5 separate regions of the Homo sapiens genome follow, and all the other regions are linked to region 1. The links are chromatin loops, found by intact Hi-C in ENCODE. Cell type or tissue: heart right ventricle. All regions are shown on one strand.

Region 1 (4,000 bases):
GGTCTTCATTACGAAGTTCGGTGATGATTCTATAACCAGAAATATGCCACAGGAACTTAACACTTGTTTGATAACAATTAGCCTATGGTAAAATTGGTTTCATTATATGTCATTTCACTTAAAGTCGCAGTTTCAAAGAACCCATTGACGATGTTAAGTGAGGACTTACTGAACAATAGTCTCGGTTTTACCTTGGGGGATATGTTTCAAGACATCCCCTGTAGATGCCTGAAACCACAGCAAGTACAAAACCTGATTGTTGTCAGTCAAAACACATTTCTGTTCACGTCTTCCACTCACAGATTTAATGCCTTTTCCCTCTTAACTAAATACTTATAATGCATTAATTGTGGTCATAACTTTCGCAGTTTGAGGTGCAACAGGAAACTAAACTAGTTTCTTTTTCCTTCTTCACAATTTTACAGATAGGAGATTTGGTCTTACTACAGATGTTAGCACTCTTACCATACCATTCTTTTTCTTTCCTTATTAAGTTGAGAACTTTTACTAAGGGAAAAGTTTTCACTTAAGGGAAGCACTTTATAGATCAAGCTTGTCCAACCCACAGCCATGGCCCACTGTAGCCCAGGATGGCTTTGAATGTGGCCCAACACAAATTCGTAAGCTTTCTTAAAACATGATGAGTTTTCTTGTGATTTATTTATTTATTTATTTATTTATTTATTTATTTATTTTAACTCATCAGCTATCACTAGTGTTAGTGTGTTTTATGTGTGGCCCATGACAATTCTTTTTCTTCCAATGTGGCCCAGGGAAGCCAAAAGACTAGGCACCCCGTTATAGATTCTCTTTGACATAAGGTTTACTACAACGTAAGTGCTGGGATACCATGACAGGTGATCTGATAACCCTAAGTGACTAATGGGAGGTGAGTGTATATAGTGTGGATATGTTGCACACAGGGATGATTCATGTCCTGGACTAGACAGAGCTGGACAGCACAGGACTTCGTCAGGCTACTCAAAATAGCATGTAATTTGAAACATGAATTATTTCTTTCTGGAATTTTCCATTTAATATTTTTGGACCATGGTTGACCATGGGTAACTCAAATGGGGGAAAGCAAAACTGTGGATAAGGGGAGGCCACTGTAAATATTAACTTGAATAAACATAAGTAACAGAAATTCTGGTTCCTAGGTCTCTATATTCACCACTCTTATCCATACTTAGAATCATTTCACTACTTTGAAGATCAAAGAGTTCCTTTCACCCAAATGGTACTTGTAGTAATATTACATAATTCTACAGAAAATATAGAGGGGATCAGACCAATAAGACTCAAGAGCATTCCAAGAATTTTAACATGGGATTGAGAAAGAGGACTAGATATAAAGCGATATCCCATAAAATAATAGGAAGACAAAGAGAAGGTGGCATAGAAAGACAAAGGAGCCACACAAGTTTAGATGTGGAGCAGCCTCATTGAAACCTCTTCATTTTAAGATTATAAAACTGATTCTCCAGAGAGACAGGTGACTTAAGACCACCAACTCATGAAAAGCTGTGGCCAGGGCCTCCCATGCTGGTCAGCCACTGTGACTCTATAGCTAGTGGGGGCTGGGGAGGATTCTACAATCTCTGTTTATTTGGAAACACAGAATAGCTTATCACTTATTTCCCACATATTTTAAAAATATATATATTTTAAATTATTTTTTCCAAAAATAAGCCCATTAAATTTACTGAAAAAAATTACCTAATTTTCACCATGGGAGGGCAGTCTTATTCTAATAAGCTATGGAAGTCTGAAAATAAAGACAAGAAAGCCAGGTCTACTTTAAAATAGTCTTAAGCCACTATTATTATATTTTTAAAATTTAGCCAATAACTTCTAACTAGAAGCAAAAATAATAACACACGATCTAATAAAAATACTTGGGAAAACAAAAAGATGAAATACTTGAAAACGGACAAACAGAATTGTGCTTCATATGCAAAAAAATCTAAGTCACTTCCCCATACTGGAAAATCTTAATAAGAACAAAAGAACAGCACCAAGCATTTACTAAGGCCATACCACGTAGCAATAACAAATGAAGCAGTTTATTGATTGACCGATTGATTGACTGAGATGGAGTCTCGCTCTGTCACACAGGCTGGAGTGCAGTAATGCAACCTCAGCTTTGCAACCTCTGCCTCCCAGGTTCAGGAGATTCTCCTGCCTCAGCCTCCCAAGCAGCTGGGATTACAGGCACATGCCACCATGCCTGGTTAATTTTTGTATTTTTAGTAGTGACGGGGTTTCACCATGTTGGCCAGGCTGGCCTCGAACTCCTGACCTCAAGTGATCCACCTGCCTTGGCCTCCCAAAGTGCTGGGATTCCAGGCAAGAACCACCACACCCAGTCAAAAATGAAGCAGTTTAAATGCAATGTTTAAATACTAAGCACTCAATCATTATGAAATCTTAATAATGGTAGATGTAGACACACCAATCTCAAAAATTATATGAAAATGCAAAGGACTTACAACAGTGAAAACAATTTGGAAAAAGAACAACAAAGTTAGAGGATGTATACTCTCCAATGGCAGAACTTACTGTAAAACTACCCTAATAAGGAGGGCATGACACTGGTATAAGGCAGACACATAGAGCAATAGAACAGAACTGAGGATCAGAAACAAACCTGCACATTTATGGTTAACTAATTTTTGACAATGGAGAAATAACTGTCCTTTCAACAAATGGTGCTGAGACAATTGGATATTCACATGCAAAAAAGTGAACTTAGATCCTAACCTCACACCACACACAAAAATTAAATCAAAACAGATCATAGACCTAAATATAAGAGATAAAACTTATAAAACTTCTGGAAGAAACAGGAAAAAATATTTAAGACCTGAGGCAAAGAGTTCTTAGACTTGACACCAAAAGCATGAAAAATAAAAGATAAAAAATCATAAATTGGTCCCAGTGCAGTGGCTGACATCTGTAATCCCAGCACTATGGGTAGCTGAGGTGGGAGGATCACTTGAGCCTAGGAGTTCAAGACCAGCCTGGGCAACACAGGGAGACCTCATCTCTACAAACAATAAAAAAATTAGCCAGGTGTGGAGGCACATGCCTGTGGTCTCAGCTACTCGAGATGCTGAGGAGGGAGGATCACTGGAGGCTGAGGTGGGAGGATCACTGGAGGCTGAGGTGGGAGGATCACTTGAGCCTGGAAGGTTAAAGTTGCAGTAAGTTGTGATTGAGCCACTGCACTCCAGCCTGGGCAACAGAGTGAGACAGTGTCTCCAAAAAATAACTTATAAATTGGACTTTACAAAATTAATATTTATGTGCCAAAAGGCTATTAAGAAGATGAAAAGCCTAGGCACAATGGCTCATGCCTGTAATCCCAACACTTTGGGAAGCAGAGTGGATCGCTTAAGCCCAGGAATTCAAGATCAGCTTGGGCAACATGGCGAAACCCTGTCTCTACAAAAAATACAAAAATTAGCTGGGTGTGTTGGCATATGCCTGTGGTCTCAGCTACTCGGGAAGCTGAGGTGGGAGGATTACTTGAGCCCAGGAGGCAGAAGCTTCAGTGAACCAAGAACCTACTACTGCACTCCAGCCTGGGCAACATAGCGAGACTCTGTCCAAAAAAAAAAAACAAAACAAAAAAAAAGACAAAAGAAAAAGACTAATCATACACTAGAAGAAAAATATTACAAGCTATATATTTGATAAAGGACTTATATCCAGAATATACAAAGAACCCTTACAATGTGTAATAAGACAAAAACCCAATTAAAAAAAGGCAAATTGATATACAGTTTTAATGTAATTCCTACCAAAATCCCAGCAAGATTTATTTATTTATTTTTGAGACAGAGTTTCGCTCTTGTTGCCCAGGCTGGATTGCAATGGTGTGAGCTCTGCTCACTGCAACCTCCGACCCCTGGGTTTGAGCGATTCTCCTGCCACAGCCTCCTAAGTAGCTGGGATTACAGGCACCTGCCACCATGCCCGGCTAATTTTTTTGTAT
Region 2 (4,000 bases), 200 kb before region 1:
TAATTTTTGTATTTTAGTAAAGACAGGGTTTCGCCATATTGGCCAGGCTGGTCTCAAACTCCTGACCTCAAGTGATCCGCCTGCCTTGGACTCTCAAAGTGCTAGGATTACAGGCATGAGCCACCATGTTTTCTCACTACAAATGAACTTTGTGGGGGTTTTTTTTTTCTTGTTATGAAAGTGATTCCTGATCATTTCAGAAAATTTTGTTAAAATTATGCCTATAATCTGGGCACATAATTGCTTTTAAGGAAGCCAACTGTGTCTGCAACGACAGATGGCACCAGTTGCTGAGGTGGTCTGGGGGCACCAACAGGAGGCGCCACAGCACCCCGGGGCTCCTGCAGACCTTTTTGGACATGGACACAGACAGGAGGGAGTGGAGCTGGGCCCTGGCTGCTGGGATGTGCAGTTTAAAACAATAAGATCATACTCTACATGTCATTTTGTAACTTGACTTTCTTTACTTAACTAGCATAAATCTGTATCTATATCATCACATATATGTTTTTTTTTTAAATTAATTATTTTTAAAGACAAGGTCTGTTTCTGTTGCCCAGGCTGGAGTGCAGTGGTGTGAACTTGGCTCACTGCAACCTCCACCTCCAGGGCTCAAGTGATCTTCCTGCCTCAGCCTCCTGAGTAGCTGGGACTACCGACACGCACTACCACGCCTAGTTAATTTTTGTATTTTTTTTTTGTAGAGATGGGGTTTCTCCATGTTGTCCGGGCTGGTCTTGAACTCCTGGGCTCAAGCAATCTGCCAGCATTGGCCTCCCAGAAAGTTAGGATTGCAGGCGTAAGCCACGGCGCCTGGAGATCACATGCATTTTGTTCTTTATTGACCATGCATGGATCTGCTGTAATTTTAACAAATCCCCTCTAGTTGGGCATGTGAACTTTTACTCCTGTTTCCCTGCATGTTGGCATTTTCGTGCCGGGTCCTAGTGAAATCTGCAGCTGACTACAGTTTTCCCCCTGCATGGACACCTTTCTTACTGTGTCTTTGCCTGTAGTTTGGTTCTTTGTGGGAGATGGTTGCTCCCTTCAGTGGCAGGAGATGATCTGGGACTTGGTACCTCCCAAGCTCACTTGGCACCCTGTACAGCACAGGTGCCAAACAACTGTGAGTGGCAAGTGGAGTTTTGTTTCTGCCTCTGTCCCTATGATATAACAGGTCCTTGTCAGTGGCTTTGACCCCTGTCTGTGGCTCTGTGTGGCTGGTTCTGAGCTCGTGCCTGTCGCCAGCCCAGGTCTTACCTGCCTCTCAGTGTGGGCTCATGGCTCTGGACTCTGCAGACAGTGTCCCAGGGTTTTCCTCCTTTAGTGGTCTTGCAGATTTAGGATGTCAGCAGGATCTTAGAAATTCCTTGCCTTGCAGTTGCAATGAGTCGAGATCACGCCACTGCACTCCAGGCTGGGCCACAGAGAGCAAGACTCTGTCTCAAAAAAAAAAAAGAAAAGAAAAAGAAGAAATTTTGTGACCTGACTTAAAATGAGGATTATGTCTAAACTTAGATCATAAAGTGACTTCCAGGGCTGTTGTGGTGGAATCTAAAGGACATTCTGAGAGTTGTGTTGGGAGAGGAGAGCCACGAGGCAGGACATGTGCATTTCTTGCTCCCTCCTTTGTGCTTGGCCTGGTGCATCCAGTGTGGTCCAGGCACGCTGCAGCTCCAGCAGCTCTGTGAGGCGGGAGCGTCATCTCGTCTGTCCTTAGTGCCAGTCCAGGGTGCAGTCCTTGCCTGTGGTGATGCCCGTATGGCGGAGCCCAGGATGAGCCCTGCGGTCTGCGCCGGCCTGTGTCTCCCTCCACGTTCTTTGATAATCAACATGCTCTCGTTTTCCCCTGATGTTCTCGGTAGGAAAAAACACCCCAGAGCGCTCGGGGTTACCGAAGGGCTGTCTTCTGTACAAAACCCTCCAGGTGCAGATGTTGGACCTGCTGGACATCGAAGGCCTCTACCCTCTGTACAACCGGGTTGAGCGATACCTGGAAGAGTTTCCCGAGGAGAGGTGAGGTCGGGCGGTCCCCCTGTTGGGCAGCCCTGAGAGGAGACTGTGGGAGTGGGCAGGGTAAGAATGCGCCTCCCAAGGCACAGCTTCCCAGGAGGATGAAGCATGCCGGCCACTTCCTACCCCAGTCCTCCGCTCCCAGGTGCCCAGGCCTGCTCTGGAATGTAGTGCCTTGTAAAGGAGGAACAGGGTCACTTGTTTCTAGAAAAGAAAGCACGTCTGTGACCTTGCTAATTCGAAACCCCAAGATGGGGCTGAGCCTGCAGAGGGCAGTGTTGCTCCACAGCTGAGCAGCGCTCCTGCAGGTCGTTCTGTGTCAGCCCAGCCTCTGTCCTGGGCTTTCACTGCGGGTCATTGGGGTCCACACCCGCGGTGTCCAGTCGGGGCCAGGATCCTCTTCCTTCCTCGCTGGTCTTCCTTGCATCTCTGACGCAGGATGCTACTTGTCATGAACAGGAGAAGGCTCAGCTTCAAGGCTCGCTGGTTCTGGTCTTGCTGAGTTCTGTTAAAAACCTTGATGTTTAACATGAGGGAGATAGATCTGTTATGTGTTTTTCAAAACAAAATGTGTGATGTTTAGTGGTGCTGGGCTTTGTAGACTGTTAGCAGTTTAAGAAACAACCTCCGTGCGGCTTTGTCATCCTGTTTTTATTGTGCTTTCTTCTTCAGAAAAACCTTACAAATAGATGGGCCTTATGATGAAGCATTTTACCAGAAGCTGCTTGACCTTTCCACTGAGGATGACGGGACAGTGGCCTTCGCGCTAACGAAGGTGGGCAGACCCATCCAAAAACTTGCTGTGTGATCCTTAGCTTCTTAGCACTAATCTGTTTTTTTGTTTTTTGTATTTTTTTTTCCATTACCTACCCCTGAGGTTTAAAGCAGAAAACTTGGGATCAAAAAGAAGTGGCTGAAGTTTCTCCCAGATGAACTGGGGCAGGTGGTGGTGCATTGAGGTTTTAAGGGGAATTTCCCTTGGTTGAGTTCTGCCCTGGCCCGTTCCTGGTGGGGTCAGGCCCCAGGGGCGGCCGATCTGCAACCCATCTGCATGCCTTCTCAGCAGCCCACAACAGGCTCTCTGCCAACTGTCCCTTGCTACAAGGCCCTTGCCAGGGTCCTGGGACCCCACCTGTGCCTCTGCCCTGCCCCTGGCTGTATGCGGGCGGCTTCCTTCCCTTAGAACCGAGGCCAAGGGACAGCCTGCAGGAGTCTCTTAGGGAAGAGGACTGGCCCTGTACTTCCTGGGTCTGTGAAATTCAGGGCTCCATGAGCTTGGATAGGAAAAAAATGGCATCTTCATTTTCACTAAGCTGTACCTGGAATTTAGCATTTCTTTCCATTACGAATGTGGCAATGAGCCTGTGGGTTCATCAGGACCCAGGAGTTTGCCACTAAGAGAATAAAAAAACAGACTTTCCGTCTCACACTGTAACTGCAGACACTTTGAGATGTGGTTTATTCATCACTGCATTAAATGTTACATATTACTACGGAATACATTTGTTTTTAAAAATATTTTGGCTCAGCACTTTGGGAGGCTGAGGTGGGAGAATTACTTAAAACCAAAAGTTGGAAGCCAACCTGGTCAACATAGTGAGACGCCCATCTCTACAAAAGAAAAATTAAAAAATTAGCTGGACGTAGTGGCGTGTGCCTAGAGTCCCAGCCACTTGGGAAGCTGAGGTAGGAGGATGCAGTCAAGGCTGCGGGGAACTGTGATCATACCGCTGTGCTCCAGCCTGGGTGACAGAGCAAGCCCCGTCTCAAAAAAACATTTTTTTTTTTTTTTGGTATTTTACATTTCTGCCACCTGTATTTTATATTACACATTTTAAAATGTTATCCTGGGCCGGGTGTGGTGGCTCACGCCTGTAAACCCAGCACTTTGGGAGGCTGAGGCGGGTGGATTATGAGGTCAGGAGATTGAGACCATCCTGGCTAACATGGTCAAACCCCACCTCTACTGAAAATACAAAAAAATTAA
Region 3 (4,000 bases), 110 kb after region 1:
TACAGGCGTGAGCCACTGCACCTGGCCTGATTTTTATTTTTAAATAATGAGTAAGGGTGCATTTTTAACAAAGTTCACAGACAGCAGAAGAGGATTAGTCCTTCAAAACCATCCATACATCAAGCCCATCTACATATTTTTAACAACATACATTTAAAGCTAATCAAAAGACAAGAATAAAAATTATAAATTAAAATACTACTCTCGGCCAGGCGCAGGGGCTCACACCTGTAATCCCAGCACTTTGGGAGACCGAGGCAGGCGTATCACGAGGTCAGGAGATCAAGATCATCCTAGCCAATGTAGGGAAACCCCGTCACTACTAAAAATACAAAAATTAGCTGGGCATGGCACTGCGTGCCTGTAGTCCCAGCTACGCGGGAGGCTGAGGCAGGAGAATTGCTTGAACCCAGGAGGCAGAGGCTGCAGTAAGCTGAGATTGTACCACTGCACTCCAGCCTGGGCGACAGAGGAAGACTCTGTCTCAAAAAAAAAAAAAAAAACCCTACTCTCATTACTTTGCAGTAACACTTAATTTTCGACTCCAAATTCCATTACTTAGTTTGTAAACCGACTCTTACAGAATCAAAATGGAGAATTTAAAAGAATCATCATAGGCACTGAAGGAAATTCCAAAAGAAAGTTCTAAAAAATGTTTGGAGAAATAAAAGCATAGCTGCAATAAAGTCTACATTCTTCACATGATTATTTTGAAGGAAATCAAGATCATTTGATTACCTAGCTTCAGCTACATTCATTAACACACCACAGAAACTGTGTCTGCCCAACTAATAGCTATGGAAAACAATAATGACTTCAAAAAGCTCTTTGATTACGCCACTGCACTCCAGCCCGGGTGACAGTGCAAAACTCCATCTCGAAAAAATAAAACAAACAAAAAACAAAGGAAAAAGAACAAAAAAATAAAAAACAAGATATTTCTCTTCCGGTACCATTACTCTTGCTGAATTACTTGCAATTAATTTCAAGAAACTCCTATAACTACTTAGATTTCTGGCTTTAAAATGATATTTCTTCTTCATAATTTCTATATTTTTCCAAGTTTGCTAAAATGAGCACATATTACTCACAGGAAAAAAGCATTTCAACTCTTGTGATGTCCCTGTCTGAAATCTCCCATTCAAACCACATTAGCTTTGTCAAGACTCTACGCCTAATCTTCATGCTGCGGCTTTTAAGCTAGTAAAAGTCTTATAACTGGCCTATCCTCATTCTCTATTCTCTCTGCATTCCATCTCTTCCTTTCAAGTAATTTAAGTCTCCAAATTCCATCACTCTGTTTCTACATGTAATTCAGTCTCCCTGCAGTGGCTGCCCAAGACCCTCTCCCCTGTCATGAGGGTAATTTTCAGTGGAAAAGTCAGAAAGCACACCAAAAATGATTTCTGCTTTTGGGAATGTTATTCTTGACCAACCAAAGTTCTTGACATCCAGTTGCACAGCTGCAGTAGCTTCCCTTTATCTCTTAGTGCATCACAGATCTTTGGCAATAAAATCTAGTCATTGGGACCAGAAACCTTCCTTCCAGCAAAAGGTCCAGCTGCTAAAATATTTATCTTGGCAGCTTTCATGTCAGTGCTGAACAACTCCTAAGATGTATAAATTAATGGTGCTGTTGTTCTTATAATCATTATTCGCTTATTACTATTTACTTGACTATTAAGGTACTTAATGATAAAAACTGTGTCTGTTCTTTTCCATCAGGAAGGAGAAGGTAAAAAAAAAAAAGAAAGAAAGAAAAGAAACTGTGTCTGTTCTTTAATATTTATCTCAGGCAGCCCTTTTTTTTTTTGTTTTAAATGGAGTCTTGCTCTGTCCCCCAGGGTGGAGTGCAATGGCACAATCTCAGCTCACTGCAACTTCCACCTCCCGGGTTCAAATGATTCTCCTGGCTCAGCTTCCCAAGTAGCTTAGATTACAGGTGCCCACCAACACATCCGGCTAATTTTTGTATTTTCAGTAGAGACAGAGTTGCACCATGTTGGCCAGGCTTGTCTCAAACTCCTGACCTCAGGTGATCTGCATGCCTTGGCCTCCCAAAAGCTGGGATTATAGGCATGATCACGGGGCCTGGCCCAGGCAGCTTTTTGAACACCGTGATGTTCAAAAGATATGTGAGTAAACAAGTTTACCACAACCATACTTTCAAATACTTACCTTGTAGAATTTTAATTCAATATTATGACAACCAATTTCTTATGCATAATAAGGTAAGCTTCCATACTATGTCTAGATTTAAAAAAAATGCTTACTCTTTTCTGTCATCTCAGTGCTTGTTAGGTCTTCTGTCTGCTTGGAGTGATTTCTTATATTGATGCCAGTAAGCGTACTTAGAAATGAAAGTTCTGATTCTAAATGTCCAAGCTGATTTTTCAGATCTTTTGAAGACTTCCATCCTTCCAAATTGAATTGGTGTATGGCTTGAAAAGATTTTCTAAAAGGCAAATATCAAAAATAATCACTCCAATTACTAACACGTGTTTCATCTAATAACCCCATTTTCCTCAAAGCATTCCCATTTTGTCCCTCTTACTCTCTTCCAATTAAGTCACCTTCCCCCATTAAAATAAAAAAAATTAAAAAATTAAAAAGAATTTTCTCAAAACCAGTGTGGTTACTAACACCACCACTTTTTTTTTCTTTCTTCCTTTTTAAGAGATGAGGGTCTTACGCTGTCACCCAGCCTGGAGTGCAGTGGTGTAATCATAGTGCACTGCAGCCTTGAACTCCCAGGCTCAAAGGATCCTCCTGAGTAGCTGGGACCACAGGTATGCCACTGTGCCTAGCTAATTTTTTTTTCCTTCTCATAGAGACAAGGTCTGGCTTTATTACCTAGGCTGGTCTTAAACTCCTGACTTCAAGCAATCCTCCCGCCTCAGTCTCCCAGCGTGCTGGATTACAGGCGTGATCCACCATGCCCAGCCCACAATCTTTAATTTCAACAAAAAACATATGTAACCAAATTATACTTCCAAATTTCCACATATTAGAAACACCTTTCAAATAAATTATAACAGGACTACTTTGCAAAATTACAATGTGTGTTCTGACCCATGAAATTCCAGCCTAAATGTCTGATATATCTCTCAAATTATTTTAAAAGATGTCTTGAAATTAAAAAATAGGCCAGGCGCCGTGGCTCACGCCTGTAATCCCAGCACTTTGGGAAGCCAAGGCGGGTGGATCACGCGGTCAGGAGATCAAGACCATCCTGGCTAACACAGTGAAACCCCATGTCTACTAAATATACAAAAAATTTGCCAGGCGTGGTGGCAGGCGCCTGTAGTCCCAGCTACTCGGGAGGCTGAGGCAGGAGAATGGTGTGAACCTGGGAGGCGGAGCTTGCAGTGAGCAGAGATTGTGCCACTGCACTCCAACCTGGGCGACAGAGCGAGACTCCCTCTCAAAAAAATAAAAAAAGAAAGAAATTAAAAAATAAAATCAATTAGCTAACTTTAATTTCTAAAAGTAAACACCACAGAACGTTTTATAGTAAGAAAGAGATTTATCGGAAAAAGAAATAGCAAATCTCTTTAAACATCACTATGGCCAGACATTCTTCATTGAGAACATATAAATATATTTTCCTTGAGAAAAAGAATGAAATTTTAGTTGGCCTGGCGCAGTGGCTCACGCCTGCAATCCCAGCACTTTGGGAGGCCAAGGCAGGTGGATCACTTGAGGTCAGGAGTTCGAGACCAGCCTGGCCAATATGGTGAAACCCCTTCTCTACTAAAAATACAAAAAATTAGCCTCGAGTGGTGGCGGGTGCCTGTAATCCTGGCTACCCAGGAGGCTGAGGCAGGAGAATTGCTTGAGTATGGGAGGCAGAGGTTGCAGTGAGCCAAGATCACGCCACTGTATTCCAGCCTGGGCAACAAAGTAAGACTCTGTCTCAACAAAAAAAAAAAAAAACAAAGAAAAGAAAAAAAAAACTTAAACTTTTTTAAAAAAAGAAATTTTAGCTAATAATTGTATT
Region 4 (4,000 bases), 96 kb after region 1:
CTCCCAAAGTGCTGGGATTACAGGCGTGAGCCACCGTGCCAGGCGGTCTCAATCTCTTGACCTCCTGATCCCCCCGTCTCTGCCTCCTGAAGTGCTGGGATTACAGGCGGGAGCCACCGCGCCTGGCCGATAAGATGCCATTTTTACCTATAAGATGAGCAAAGACTGGCCGGGCGCGGTGGCTCACGCCTGTAATCCAGCACTTTGGGAGGCAGAGGCGGGTGAATCACCTGAGGTTAGGAGTTGGAGACCATCCTGACCAACACGGTGAAACCCCGTCTCTACTAAAAATACAAAAAATTAGCTAGGCGTCGTGGCAGGCGCCTGTAATCCCAGCTACTCGGGAGGCTGAGGCAGGAGAATCGCTTGAGCACAGGAGGCAGAGGTTGCAGCGAGCCAAGATCGTGCCACTGCACTACAGCCTGCGCAACAGAGCGAGACTCAGTCTCAAAAAGAATAACAATAATAATAATAAAAATAAATAATAAACTTGTGAAACAAAGCTTGGATTCCAAATAAATTACATCTTTAAAAAAAGTATTGAACTGTACACTTTAAACTGGTAAGTTATATGGTATGTGAATTATATCTCAATAGAACTGTTACCAGAAAAAAAAGCAAAGAAAGGAAAAGGAAAGCAAAAATCTCAGGAGCACATCTGGTCTCTTGGTCAAGTATGTGTAGATACATGTTAGATTTCAGCTTTTCACCCATTAGGATAGGCAAAAACAAATTTTTTGTTGGGTTATAGAATCCTGTTTAACAACTCAAAAGCTGACTTCAAAATATTGTTTTTCCATCTTTCCATCTCTCCCCTGCTTGTGGTACTGCTAACTAGGTCAATTCTCCCCAGTTGGTAAATAAGGGAAGAGACCTTATAAACAATCTGACCTCAAAGCCCCTACATGTGTCTCAGTACCACATTCCTTTCTACTATGGTCCACTTAAGCCCACAGTTCTCATTCTCCTCTACAACTGAAGGATTATGGGTAGAGATCTTTAGGAAAAGGGTGCCATTAAGTTGGTCCTTTTTTTTTTTTTTTTTTTTTTTTGAGACAGGGTTTTGCTCTATTGCCCAGGCTGGAATGCAGTCGTTCAATCACAGTTCTTTGTGACCTTGAATTTGTGGGCTCAAGCAATCCTCCTGTCTCAGCCTCCCAAGTGGCTAGGACTATATATGTAAGTAACCAAGCCTGGCTAATTTCTTTTTTATTTAAAAAAATATATATTTTTTAGAGACAGGGTCTCGCTATGTTGCCCAGGCTGGCCTTTAATTCCTGGGCTCAAGCTATCCTCCTGCCTTGGCTTCCCTCAGTGCTGAGATTATAGGCGTGAGCCAATGTGGCCAGCTTAACTTTGTAAAACTTACAAATCTCTCATGAAGCACCCTGTATTGGATTTCAGTGTTTAGACTCAAATGTCATTAATATCAAACAGATTTTCTTTGGAGCCTGTGATAATGGAATTGTATTCTCTTCCATTTAAAAAAATTGCTTATTTTTTGAATAATTTTGTTCATTTCATTGGGACAGAAGTTATGGAAACATACTTAACCTGCCACTTTCCCCACAAACTCCTACCAATCTAATTGACTATATTGCTTGGATTATGGAAGGCTGATAAACGTTAATTCTGATGGCCTTACAACTCTTCACAAATGTAGTACTAAGAACACCAGAAAGTAAATCTGGCCAACAGAGCTCTATGTCCCAACCACCTTGGACAACAATAGCTGCACCAACATGAGTAATCATTCAAACTCTCTGGATCCATTTACTTATAAAATAATAGGGTTGACCTAGACAAACTATAAGTCATCACTTTGTTCTAACATTCTATTAACATGATTTGAGGTCATGTTTAGTTCAAATATTATATTAATATAACTTTATTACAACAATATTCTGTAAATTGAGGGTTTTACTATTTAGATTACTTTTTAATTTTCAGATAGCTAAACCTCTCCCTCTAGTGGAAATTTTATTTTTAAAAAATGTTTTAGAACACACAAGGTTGCTGTGTCATTTCTTTTTCTATCAGTCTTCACAGTAAAAATGTAAAAATGTGCTCAGTATGTAAAATGGTAAAACTATTTTAGAAGGCAATTTGCCACTATCAATCAGAATTTGTAAGTTTCCTTTGACCCAGCAATTCTACTAGATATGTTTCTAAAGGCATACATACACAAGTTGGTATAGAATATGCTAGAATTTACCATTAAGTAATAAACATTTCAAAAACTTTTCATCAAGTTATTATATCAGAATTGTAAGCAATAAAGAGAAACGAGATAGTCCTTTGTTTTTCCCTCCCCAAGTAAGAACTCTTGGTGCCTCTCACACAACTGATTCCAAAAACCCTGTTGATTCCACAGCTCTCTGTAATTTCTTCCAACACCTTGTTTACCAGTCCTGGTCTTCAAGAAGAATCATAAAATCTAAAAGGCTCAGAGAGAAAGTGAGAGTTCTTAACACAGCCAGGGAGAACACACTCTTTCTGTAGCACTTTGTTAGTAAAACCAATCAGTCCCAAAACACATACATACTTTAAAACTTAAACAATGACAACTCATGTCTCTTTAGAGACTCAGCAATTACTAGGTTCTATGTCCTTCAAAGAAGATATCTACAGTTCCTCTCCTTAGATTTTTTTCCCCCTGCATCCGCTAAAGCATATAGGACAGAAACTGCTAGTAGTCCCCTCTATTTATACTTTTTTCTTGCCCCAGTTTTTCACTGGCCATATGGCCAAGCATAACAAAGACTAAATTCCCAGCATCCTTTGCATGAACTTGTTGGCCAATAGAATATAAGTGAAAATGATGAATGTACAACTTCCAGAAAGTGTCCTTTAAAAGAACAGGCGAGGCTTTCTTTGCCCAACTTCTTCCTGATACCTGAAATGCTAATGTGATCATTGTGCCATGACTTGAAGCCATGTTGGCTGATGGTAGAACCTGATTATCATAAAACCACCATATTAGCCCTTGAAAACTTACAAGTTTACTTAAGTAATAGAGAAATACACTTCTAGTACCTTTATTTTTAAGTTTTCTGTCTGGCACAGCTCAACTGACTCTAATTCATTCAGCATGTGAGCTAACAGTATAATCTCAGGCCATTATCAAATGGTCACAAAATTTTCAATCATGCTTTCATGACATGAGGATGAGAATATTGGCTTAAAATACTGTTGAGGTCTGGGTCAGTGCCAACACTGTCTGTTAGGAGGCAGAGTGTGGCCACAGCAGCAGGGGTTGCAGGACCTAAGTGGCAGGACATCCACTGTCTGGCTTCTGTCCTGTCTGTGCTGCCCTGGGGCGGCTGCCCAGGCCCAGCAGGCCAAACCATGTGGTAGTTCATGCTAGGAATGACTCTGGTCAGGCAGCTGTCATTCTTTAGGAGCATATCACATTATCAGAAATGTCTTCTACTATCGGGGGACCTACCCCAATAATCACATAGGTTCATTTCTATTTTTCCTAAGCGTCGGCCGGCTTGAGAAATAAAGGGACAGAGTACAAAAGAGAGAAATTTTAAAGCTGGGCGTCCAGGGGAGACATCACACGTTGGTAGGATCCGTGATGCCCCACGAGCCACAAAAACCAGCAAGTTTTTATTAGGGAGTTTCAAAAGGGGAGGGAGTGTGCGAATATGTGTGGGTGACAGACATCAAGTACTTAACAGGGTAATAGAATATCACAAGGCAAGTGGAGGCAGGGCAAGATCACAGGACCACAGGACCAAGGCGAAATTAAAATTGCTAATGAAGTTTCAGGTACCATTGTCATTGATAACATCTTATCAGGAGACAGGGTTTTGAGATCAACTGGTCTGAACAAAATTTATTAGGTGGGAATTTCCTCTTCCTAATAAGCCTGGGAGCGCTATGGGAGACTGGAGTATATTTCATCTCTGCAGTCTCAACCATAAGAGACAGGCGCCCCTGGGGGGGCTGTTTATAATCCTATACCTCCAGGCACGTATTCTCTTTCTCAGGA
Region 5 (4,000 bases), 45 kb before region 1:
GCTACATAGGACATCAGGGTCAGTTTTTCCAGCTCATATTTTTCCAAATACATTGTAAATTTGGACTTCGATATCAAATGTCCTGGTTTTTAAAAATACTATATGCTCCAAACAATCTGCATGTTGAATACTGCCCCTGGGTCACAACCTACAGTATAAAATAAGTTCATTAGAAACCGAAGTGCCTAGTCCACCATGAGGGACACTTGAACATTAAAACTCATGAAATCTTAATCACTTATCCCTTCACAGAAGCTTTTTTAAGCATCTACTATACAAAAAACCCTATGTTATGCATATTTACATCCTAGAATTCAGTGGCCTAGAACATTCTTAAAGTGGGTGTTTGCATGGCACGGCTAACTCCCTCACAGCCCTCAGGTCTTGTGACTGTCACCTGACAGGGAGGGCACCCTTGACACCCCCACCCCTATCCTGCTTCTCTCCATAGCACTTACACTATTTGTTGAATGAATGGATTGGTGGACGGCCTTTCTTGTAGCTACTACTATAAAAGAACATTGTACAATCTATTCCAATTCATTTAGAATGTGAAGGACACCACAGACTGGCAAAAGAACATCAGAAAATTCAAACTGCCTACTTTTTTGGCAGGTGTGTGTGTGCCCCACAATATACTCCTGACACATGCTGCTCCTATAGCTCCTGCCTCACCTATCAAACCTTTTCATTTGGGCTGTGTGCAGGTGGTTCCCACCTGTAATCTCAGCACTTTGGGGGGCCGAGATGGGAGGATTGCTTTAGCCCAGGAGTTTGAGGTATGATTGTACCACTGCACTCCAGCATGGGTGACAGAGTGAGACTCTGTCAATCAATCAATCTTTTATTTGCATGAGACAGTTTCCAAGGTCCTCCCCTGTTCTTATTTGTGTTTGGACTTTGACCACTGTTGTCCATGTCTAGACCAGGAGAAGTTCTAGAAAGGGTGTGAGAAATCATACGAGAGCTTAGATTAGGCAATTTATTTTTATTTTCACGATGGTTAGCATATATAAGGCCAAAGGAAAATAAATTTGCATTAAAGTTCCTTTTATGGCAATCAATATTTTTATTCATAAACTGTCAGTACTGAGAATATTACTTTTTCAATTTTGTAATTTATCTTTGTGTTTGCAACATGTAAATTACTTGTGATTCCTAAATATACTGTTATAATGCAACTAGTTCTTCAATATTTAGACTAAGGCTCAATGAGGCAAAAATAAAACAATTTAAAAAGCATGGAGAAAAGAACTAGGTCCCCTCCATAGGACCCCTTTAGGAAACAAAAATGGAAGATTTTTCTCTTCACAATACTTGAGGGAAGAAGAGGTACACTGTTTCATTTGGAATGATAACCTGGAAAAGGGTGGAGATAAACTCCAGTTTCTTCCCAGATGGCACGTTCGTGCCTGCTGCACCATCTCTGGCAAATGTGAGGCAAAGCTTTCCATGTCACAGCCCCAAGATGGTGGAGGGTTGTGCCTGAGGCCTGCACCTTTACCACATTATCTGCAGAACAGAGTGAATAAGCCAAATATACTACCCCTAACCCCAGCATCTTATTCCAGGGCCTATTTCTTTCCCTAGGCCCTCTGACCAAAGATCGAAGCAAAATATCAGAGGAAGACTAGCTTAAGTCTCACAGTGGGGAGAAGGAAAAGTAGCTGTAACATATCTTTAGAAACACAATCTTACAGGAACTGCCTCTCAACTCTCTAGATATGGGAGGCAAAACTGCACCCAGAAAGGCCATGCAGGCAACTCGACTGAGGAGTGCCTTGGGTGGGTGACGTGGACAACATCCTGTGAGTATAGAAGAGAAAAACACAAGTCCCAGAGACAACAGTTGCCATGCAAAACCAGAAATCACAGACTGGGAAAGCCTAATTTTTAAAGAGAAGTTGAAATCTTATTTTTAAATACAGCAATTTCACCTAACAAAAATACATACACATGACCCCCAAATGACAGACTGAGGAACGTTCATAGTACCTCTCCAAAAGGTAATTAATCTAGTTGAATATATAAACAATTTGTGGCTTATTCATGTATGAGAATACTATACAGTGACAAGAATGAACTACTGTGTATCACAATGACACGAATGGATCTCAAAAGCATGTCACTGAATGAAAAAAGCCAGATGCAAAAGAGAATGCACAGTATGATTCCATTTATATAAAGTTCAGGAAATAACCTATGGTGCTGAACTCAGGCTGTGACTTGAGGAGTAAGAGGAGGGATTCTGGATGTATGAGAATGGAGTGTGAGGCTGGGATTTCTTGATTGGGGTCATTTTGTAAAAATTAATTGAGTTGTACCATTATGATATGTTTTTTTTTGGTAACATACACTTCAATAAACAGTTCAGAAACAAAACATTGTGCAGGACAAACTGAATTTGACCCAAGGGCTTCCTGTTTATGACTGTGTTCTGAAGGAATTTAGGCAAACACTAGATGCTCTGGATACAAAGATTTTAAAAATCCAGTTCATATTTTCATTATGTTCCCAATTCATCCAGTTAACAGATACATTTGCAACTGAAATATACTTGAATAAATGAGAATATGAGCATTCTAAACCAAACAGGAGGGCCGTCATTCCCTAAGGTGCTGCAGGGCTAGGATGGGGCCTGAGTTACAGAGGGCCACTAATGGGACTACCGAGCTGCCTGGAACTGTCAGCCTAGAGGTCCAAGGAGGAGTACTTTATTTAAGTGAGGGGAGGATGAACACATAGCCAGCTGCTATGCACATCTGAGGCACATGTATTCTTTAGGACTGTAGCTGCCTTGCTTAACACAATGTGTGCCATTTCTCTGGAGAGAGGGAACAAACGATGGTCAGACTCTTGATGACAGTAGAGAACAGGTCTTCTAACCCACTGGAAAAGCTCTTTGCTGGCCTCCAAATCTATACAACAGTTGGGAAGAACCATTGGGGTCACTTACAACAGTAAGTCCTTGCCACTAGGGTTAGAAAACTGTCCTCTCAGGCCGGCCATGGTGGCTCATGCCTGTAATCCCAGCACTTTGGGAGGCCGAGGCGGGCAGATCACGAGGTCAGGAGATCGAGACCATCCTGGCTAACACAATGAAACACTGTCTCTATTAAAAAACCAAAAAATTAGCCAGGCGTGGTGGCGGGCGCCTGCAGTCCCAGCTACTCGGGAGGCTGAGGCAGGAGAATGGCGTGAACCTGGGAGGCAGAGCTTGCAGTAAGCCAAGATTGCGCCACCGCACTCCAGCCTGGGTGACAGAGTGAGACTCCGTCTCAAAAAAAAAAAAAAGAAAACTGTCCTCTCTTGAAGGTCTTAGTTGATGTAGAATTGGGCAGTCTCTTGGGGATGAGTGGAAAGGGGGTACAAATAATGATTTATTTTCAGGAAATAGCATCTTCCCTGCTCTAAGTCTCCCTAAATGTCAGTGAGGCCATAGCTAATATTCTCTTGAAAAGGGAAAGTTGTATGCATCCTAAGAGGGTGTTACTTGGACATGCATGTGTGTCTGTGTTATATCACATATGTTGAGTCCAGGGAGCAGTTCATGGAGCCTCATCCATAGTTTCCCTGACATGCTATAGCAGTGCTAAAAGCTTAAAAAAAAAAAAAAGTCTGGAGAAGTATGCATAATGCAATAGCTACAGTCATTAGAAGAAAAAAAAAGTATGGTTCTTTCTCAGGTACATCTGAAGTTTGGGTATATACTTCAGTAATGTTGGTATCCTTTATTCAGATTGATAAATATTTTATTAGTCTATACAGGTTGAGTAATTTTTGAAATTGTAATTTACAAATATTCATTCACTTAAGAATCTAATATTTTTAAAACTAGGTATTTCTTGAATGACTCCGACTGCACTTTCAATGGCCAGTTGCCATGCATTATTAAACTTTCTTTTTTTTTCTTCTTCAGAATCTTCCAGTAGACGTCTAGAGTTTAGCTAGAAGTCTTGGCTACGATACAAACAGTGATGGAAAACACATGAGCAGTAAC

What was found. A loop is a pair of places that touch in the nucleus more often than their neighbours do. Peaks named below come from ENCODE experiments on the same cell type or tissue, not always from the same donor. Only the 100,000 strongest peaks of a DNase experiment are listed, where the experiment ranks them.
Region 2: a loop joins it to region 1, with 2.7 times the contacts of the local background. A loop is called at or near these places in 20 of 110 quality-filtered maps.
Region 3: a loop joins it to region 1, with 2.6 times the contacts of the local background. A loop is called at or near these places in 58 of 110 quality-filtered maps.
Region 4: it touches region 1 in a loop (7-fold over the local background); 52 of 110 quality-filtered maps call a loop at or near these places.
Region 5: a loop joins it to region 1, with 2.0 times the contacts of the local background. A loop is called at or near these places in 2 of 110 quality-filtered maps.

The regions. Positions count from the first base shown.
Region 1 is chr9:92,437,042-92,441,041 of GRCh38, reverse strand. All of the region lies in intron 5 of CENPP (centromere protein P), which reads right to left. Among named protein-coding and RNA genes, the nearest start is that of OMD, 15 kb to the right of the region's middle. In heart right ventricle, a CTCF peak has its summit at 1,744; no DNase peak of the experiment used is centred here.
Region 2 is chr9:92,633,174-92,637,173 of GRCh38, reverse strand. It overlaps IPPK (inositol-pentakisphosphate 2-kinase), which reads left to right. Exons shown (of 13, transcript NM_022755.6): 10 at 1,866-2,016; 11 at 2,686-2,788. Among named protein-coding and RNA genes, the nearest start is that of IPPK, 35 kb to the left of the region's middle. In heart right ventricle, CTCF peaks have their summits at 2,080 and 2,282 (motif pointing right); a DNase peak (open chromatin) is centred at 2,313; H3K4me3 peaks cover 683 bases; H3K27ac peaks cover 2,223 bases.
Region 3 is chr9:92,330,625-92,334,624 of GRCh38, reverse strand. CENPP (centromere protein P) reads right to left here. Exons shown (of 8, transcript NM_001012267.3): 2 at 2,274-2,455. Among named protein-coding and RNA genes, the nearest start is that of CENPP, 6.7 kb to the right of the region's middle. In heart right ventricle, no CTCF peak of the experiment used is centred here; a DNase peak (open chromatin) is centred at 1,954; H3K27ac peaks cover 2,823 bases.
Region 4 is chr9:92,341,015-92,345,014 of GRCh38, reverse strand. All of the region lies in intron 3 of CENPP (centromere protein P), which reads right to left. Among named protein-coding and RNA genes, the nearest start is that of CENPP, 17 kb to the right of the region's middle. In heart right ventricle, a CTCF peak has its summit at 1,996 (motif pointing left); no DNase peak of the experiment used is centred here; H3K27ac peaks cover 1,052 bases.
Region 5 is chr9:92,482,527-92,486,526 of GRCh38, reverse strand. All of the region lies in intron 5 of CENPP (centromere protein P), which reads right to left. Among named protein-coding and RNA genes, the nearest start is that of ASPN, 2.0 kb to the right of the region's middle. In heart right ventricle, no CTCF peak of the experiment used is centred here; no DNase peak of the experiment used is centred here; H3K4me3 peaks cover 347 bases; H3K27ac peaks cover 2,466 bases.